Linked DNA regions of Mus musculus: region 2 is linked to region 1. Evidence: chromatin loops called from intact Hi-C (ENCODE). Cell type or tissue: left cerebral cortex. All regions are shown on one strand. Links, peaks and the distances in the headings refer to the core of each region. The heading gives the core; the rest is flanking DNA. Region 1 overlaps Zc3h3 (zinc finger CCCH type containing 3). Region 2 overlaps Zc3h3 (zinc finger CCCH type containing 3).

Evidence for each region. Hi-C counts contacts between places; a loop is a spot of excess contacts. Peaks named below come from ENCODE experiments on the same cell type or tissue, not always from the same donor. Only the 100,000 strongest peaks of a DNase experiment are listed, where the experiment ranks them.
Region 2: a loop joins it to region 1, with 2.2 times the contacts of the local background. A loop is called at or near these places in 4 of 42 quality-filtered maps.

What each region holds. Positions count from the first base shown.
Region 1 is chr15:75,780,762-75,783,662 of GRCm38, reverse strand. The region is part of intron 5 of Zc3h3 (zinc finger CCCH type containing 3); the gene reads left to right. Among named protein-coding and RNA genes, the nearest start is that of Gm23747, 22 kb to the right of the region's middle. In left cerebral cortex, for the core only: no CTCF peak of the experiment used is centred there; a DNase peak (open chromatin) is centred at 1,524.
Region 2 is chr15:75,834,013-75,836,913 of GRCm38, reverse strand. All of the region lies in intron 3 of Zc3h3 (zinc finger CCCH type containing 3), which reads left to right. Among named protein-coding and RNA genes, the nearest start is that of Zc3h3, 6.4 kb to the left of the region's middle. In left cerebral cortex, for the core only: a CTCF peak has its summit at 1,231 (motif pointing right); a DNase peak (open chromatin) is centred at 1,248.

The sequences.
Region 1 (2,901 bases), core at 310-2,809:
GGGCTTGGCTTTTCCCTACTCAGTTTGGGATGAGAGAGAGAGCTCGACAAAACCACACCCTTCCTTCTGAGCCAGGGAAGATGATCTGTGGGCTGGGTAGCACCTGATGCCCAGACAAGCCCCCCTCAACATGACCCCCACCCCACAGTGAAGAAGGTATATTGCTCCCAACTGTGCACTACCGCTGACTGGCCCACTTACAGTAGTCATAATTAAAGAAATAAATTTCCTTCCCTAGTGTCAGCAAACCTTTGACTTCAACAAGAAAGTACAACCCTTCACAGGAGGGATGGGGCACTGACTCCTCTCCTGGCCCCCCTCCAGGCCCTCAAGGACAGAGTCAGCATCGGCCATGGCTTTCTTGGCTTTCTGAAGTTCAGCCCACCTTCCCGGGTTTACCTGCTACTCAGATGGCTCAGTTCCTGCACCGTTGCCCTGCAATTAGGCCTGGGACCTGTGTCCTTGGTTAGCTGGACTTGCTGAGGGCACAAAGAGCCTGACAGTCCTTTCATGAGGGACAGAAGTCCAGTCTCAGGCTAGTCCTGGCAGGGCCCTCAGGCCAAAGAGAGGCAGGTGTGCTGTGTATTTTTTGCTGCTGACTAGCTACTTACATGTTTGTGGGCAAGGGGTGTATCTGTAATTTTCTCTTCTGTTTGTTTTTGAGACAGGGTTCTTTTATTATGTAGATCTGGAGGCCTTGGAACTCAGGCCTCAGACTCACAGAGATCCACCTGCCTCTGCCTCCTGAGTCCTGAGATTAAAAGCATGTGCCACAACCCCTCGCCTCCTGTAGCTACTTTTTGTGGCCTACCTTCTCCTTCCTGAGTACCAGGAGGTTACACAGAGGGGCATGTGGGGAAGCCATGCCAGCTGCACTCCAGGGGTGCAGAGCTGCCAGTCATGGAGCCCCTGCTCACATGCTGTTCCTACTGACAGTTAGTTCTTCTGCCGCTTTGGTTTTCTTTCCAAGACCGCAGCTCTAGGTGCTTTGGTTGAATGTGCCCTGCCTGGACCCGGCAGGCCTCAGCCAAGTAGACCTGGGCTTTAGGAGGCCCTTGCTCTAACCTCCTGGGAGTAACTGGTCAGCTCTGCAGTGGAGCTCAGGCAAGCACCTGAGCTCAGTCCCTTGTTTGCCTGATGGGCTCTGCCAGAGTGATAGCCACGTGCTGAGGAGGCTCTGACCTCTCAGAAAGATGAGCTCCCTTTGAGGACCAGGGAACAGACAGGGCACTAAGCAAGGGTAGAGCTGGAGGGAGCCAGGGTTTATTTTGGGAAGCTCCAGGAAGTGAAAGTGCTCCAGAGTGCACAGCAGAGGCAGCACCTTGTGCTCCCAGGTCAGGGCTATGCTTTTTGCACCTCTGGTTGCTTCTTTTCAAGCCAGCTACTTTATGTGCATTTTTAACACTGCAAAGCATTTGGAAAGGTGCCTCCTATCCTTGTCAAAACTCCCACCGTGAACCCCACGCTGATGTGTTTTTAAAAGCAGAAAGTGGAAAGACGAGAAAGCTGCTCCCTACCAAGTCCTGACAGGTGGCATGTGACGCCCCCGTGTCCCTGTCTGGGAGCAGATGGTGCCAGTGCTACCAGCAGCCTGGGCGACAGCCCGGGAACCAGTGCTCATTGACAGACTATCACATTGCACGTCACTGGTTACAAAGACTGGCAGGTGTGAGTGTGTGTCTGTGCCACCTGGACAGTACTCCATTGCCACCCTAAGGACAGGTGTCCTTCACTGGAAATAGAGGCCACCTTAAATTCTTTGCCTCCGCGTGCCCTGAAAGCCTTACCATCCTTCCTTCCTTCCCCCGGCTTGCTTCCTCCTCAGGCCCTGCAGTCTTCCCTGTGCCCTCAGCTCCTGTACCTACTTTGAGGTTCTCAGCCATGCCCCAACTTCCTGAGCTGGCAGTTATTCAACAGGGCCTCTGCTTCCCACTAGGACCCCACGGATGCCCTTTGCAAACTCAAGGGCACCGCGATTAAGATAGGACAACCTCTGGCCAAAGAGTCCCACAAAATCCCAGGAGGGTAATACCCAGCCTCACAGCTCATTCAGCAGATACCCCAGGTAGTTCTTAGCAGCAGGCATATTTCCCTCACAGGCCTGGGCTTGTCTTAGGCCCAAAGTTCCTAAGGTATCAAGGTTCAGCAGACGACCCACCCCTGCCTAGGGAGAATGTTAAGAGTGTAGGGAGCTCTCAGGGCCACGTAGCTTACAGGGTTTCCAGGGGAGAGGGTCTGAGTTTAAACCAGTGAGGCATGTCGGGCTGGGTGGATCTGGGGTAGACTGAGGAATGCTCTGGAACAGATCACCAGTGTTCTCATGAAGGAGCAGGGCCTGGTTATGTGGGTTCAGGCGCTTTAGAACATCCCCTTTTAAAACCTAGATGGCTTTGTCATCACCTCAGGTCCTCAGAATTTCTGAATGATGTCACTTGTGCCTCTTAGTGCTGTATTCATTTCAGCAGCTGCTCTGTAGGAAATTGGATCTGGTCTGGGAAGGGTCATGTGCGTATTTGAGGAACCAGGGAAGCCATCCTGAGCAGGTCCTCCCCTGCCTGCCTTGGGATCCTGGAGTTGGCCTGTGTCTTTAAAAGGCAGGCAAATCAGAGTGGTGAGCATCCACCCCATAGATACCTTGAAGTTCTCAGAGATCACCATTCCCACCCCATTGTCTTATTCATGCCACATGGCCACCTCAGACCCAGACACCCTTGTCTGCAGCCACTGTGCTGCATTCTTCTTCTTCCTCCTCCTCTCCTTCCCTCATCCCCTTCTCTCCTTTCCTCATCCCCTTCTCTCCTTCCCTCATCCCCTTTTCTCCTTCCCTCATCCCCTTCTCTCCTTCCCTCATCTCCTTCTCTCCTTCCCTCATCCCCTTTTCTCCTTTCCTCATCCCCTTCT
Region 2 (2,901 bases), core at 86-2,585, 53 kb before region 1:
TCTGTTGCAGGAAGGGCTCTGGGGAGTCTCTCTATCCACAATTCACCTGCTGACCCGCCAAGCATGTGATGGGCACCTTGGGGCCAAGAATCATTCTAGTTCCTGGGGACACTGAGCCACATTCTAGTGGAGACGAGTGGCTGCCTGAGCCCTTGTCAACAGCCGGGACAGTTGGCTTTGGGTGGTGAACAAGAAAGCAGAAGCATATAGTTATGGGCTCCGGGGAGAGTGTCAACACTAGGCAGGCATTAGGAGTCTTCCTCAGCAGACTTGAGTTAGGAGAGGAAATGGCGCTCGCTCAGCTGTGCAGGTGAAGGCACTGTGGACCACAGAGCAGGAGGAAGATCATATAGCTGTGTGCTATACAGGATCAGAGAAGGGGGTTACCCCAGTGCAAAGGGCACTAGGTAATGGGGGAAGCTCTTTTATGCCAAAGGGAGGGAATAGGTTCTGTAATTTCAGGGAAGGATAGAAGAGGGAGCCAGGAGACAGCTTGTGTTGCTGCTCTCGGGAATATCAGGTGACAAGGTTGGGCTAGCAGGCTGGAGTAGACAGTGAGTCAGGATGGCTGGCATGCAAGGCCTTGTGTGTGAGCTCAAGGGGGTATCCTCATCTAAGTAGCAAGTGAGTTGTGAAAACAGGAGATGCTGAGCCTGTCTACTCAGGTAGCGGTTCCAGAGGCCACTACTCTCGGCTACTCTAGAGAGGCAGAGATCACATGGTGGGCTGTGTACAGGAGGCAGGAGGAGATGGGAGTGACAGTGGTAATTCCTCTGGACTGGAGCCTGGATGGATTTGGCTTGCTCTAGGGACCAGCTTGTGCTTTCCCCCTTGCAAGGCTTACTGTCTGCCTCTTTCCTTGCTTGTCTAAGTATCCCAGCCTGAATGATGTTCAAAGCTCCGGCCAGTCTGTTTGATTCCCTGGGCTGGAGTTTTGCCATATTGCTGATTGGAGCTTTTCTATCTCCAAGCAGTGCAGCCCCCCAAGCTTCTGTGGCTGTTAGCGTCTCCCAGTACGTGGGGTCAGTAGATAGGGGCTGCCCCTTTAGCTAGTGCTTAGAGGCCAATCTTTCTGCTTGCCTCCAGGAAAACACTTAGCCCTAGTTCCAGAATTTTCATGGTGCCAGTACCCTGATATCCACACTTTGTGTGCCAAGGAATTGGGTTAGCCTAGCTAACCCTGGCCAGCCCCTTCTCCAGGTCCCTACTCAGCCCTACTGTGTGGCCTAGCAGCCAGTAGAGGGCGCCCTTGCCCCTCTTATCCCTCCATCCACCCTTTTCTGGTAATTGATTGCCTAATTTCCTCTTTATGTGAAAGAAAGCAGATATCAAGTAATTTGCAGCAATAACCTGCTAATGCTGGGCCAGTATCGAAACTCCCCTGTTCATTTCAAGTGGCAGATAAAACACTAATACATAATTATCCTTGCAAATTGGATTGTTTTAAATAACCAAAAGGCTACGGCCAGAAGAAAGCGATCCCATCTCCCTCGAGTTACTCTTGCAGCGTAATTGCCGCGTTCAATCAATTTCCCTGGCATTAGAAATTCCATCACAATCAACATTAAGCTTTATTCATTGTGATGGCTAAGAGCCGGGCCATTTCTCCTCTTTTTCTTAACTGGCAAAATTAATCAGGGAAAAGATTTTAAACATTTACCCGTGCGAAAGAGGTCAGCGCTGCCACTATATTGCTCAGCAGATAAGGGGGCTAATAAAAAGAAAATTGAATTACTAATGATCACCAGGAACCGAGTATATAAAACCTGGCAATCGCCAGTTCAGGAGAAGGAGAATCAATTTTCTTGGGACAAGGTGCGCTCATTTTTTATTTTGGCGCGTATTATCAGCAATTTAATTTGAGAGCGCATAAACAGGAGGAAACAGTTAGGGAATAATGAGCCTGGAGGTGTAAAGTGCCGCAGGATATATGCTGTACACAATTTATTTGGCACAACAGATAATCGCTTTAATTGAATTCAAAACTGCATTGTTCAGCAGCCATGGGGCTGCTCAGGCCTGGGGACTGAGAGTATCAGGAAGGTTCCTGTCTGATGTAGTGTCTCTCTTCTGGTCAGCCTTTGGCTATGGGGTGGGATGAGCCCCCTAGAGAGCCCTGAGGCGGTCAAGGAGGCATGTGTGCTCCGTCTGCTGCTGAGACCTGCTTGGTCTGCCTCAACGGACAACTGTTAGAAAAGGCATCTGGGGAGAGGCGTTGATGCTTTAGGGGTGTGGCAATTGGTAGTTAGCATGTGATGCTCTTCCCCTGGTCGGTGTGGGGACATGGGACCTGGGAGGCTTGGAGGGAGCTCCCAGGCTTACTAACATAAGGCATGGCCTAGGCCTAGTATGTGGCTTGGCTCTGAGCTGTGTGCATGAGTGGTTTAATCTGATATAGCACCTGCTGCTCTAGCTTAGGTAGCAGCTTAGTAACAGTCAGTCATGGGCTTCTAACCAGCAGCCTCTTGGAAGCCTCAGCTGTGTACTGTAAAGAAAGAGCCTTTGTGGGAAGAGAGGTTGTGTCATCACCTCTCCGAGGTAGGTTTAGATAGGATGACACTTCTCTTTTATCTGCCCACGGTGGATATGTGGCCATTGCCTGCCCTTTTCTTCCTATACCTATGTTAAAAGTTTGGTCTTGGGGCTTAGGTAAAAACATTACTGCTTTTGCAGGACTTGATCAAGGTCAGTTCATAACTGCTTTTTTTTTGGTTTTTGAGACAGGGTTTCTCTGTGTAGCCCTGGCTGTCCTGGAACTCACTCTGTTAACCAGGCTGGCCTCGAACTCAGAAATCCGCCTGCCTCTGCATCCCAAGTGTTGGGATTAAAGGCGTGTGCCACCACTGCCTGGCACTTACAATTGCTTATAACTTGGTCTCCAGGGGATCTGTCACCCTCTTC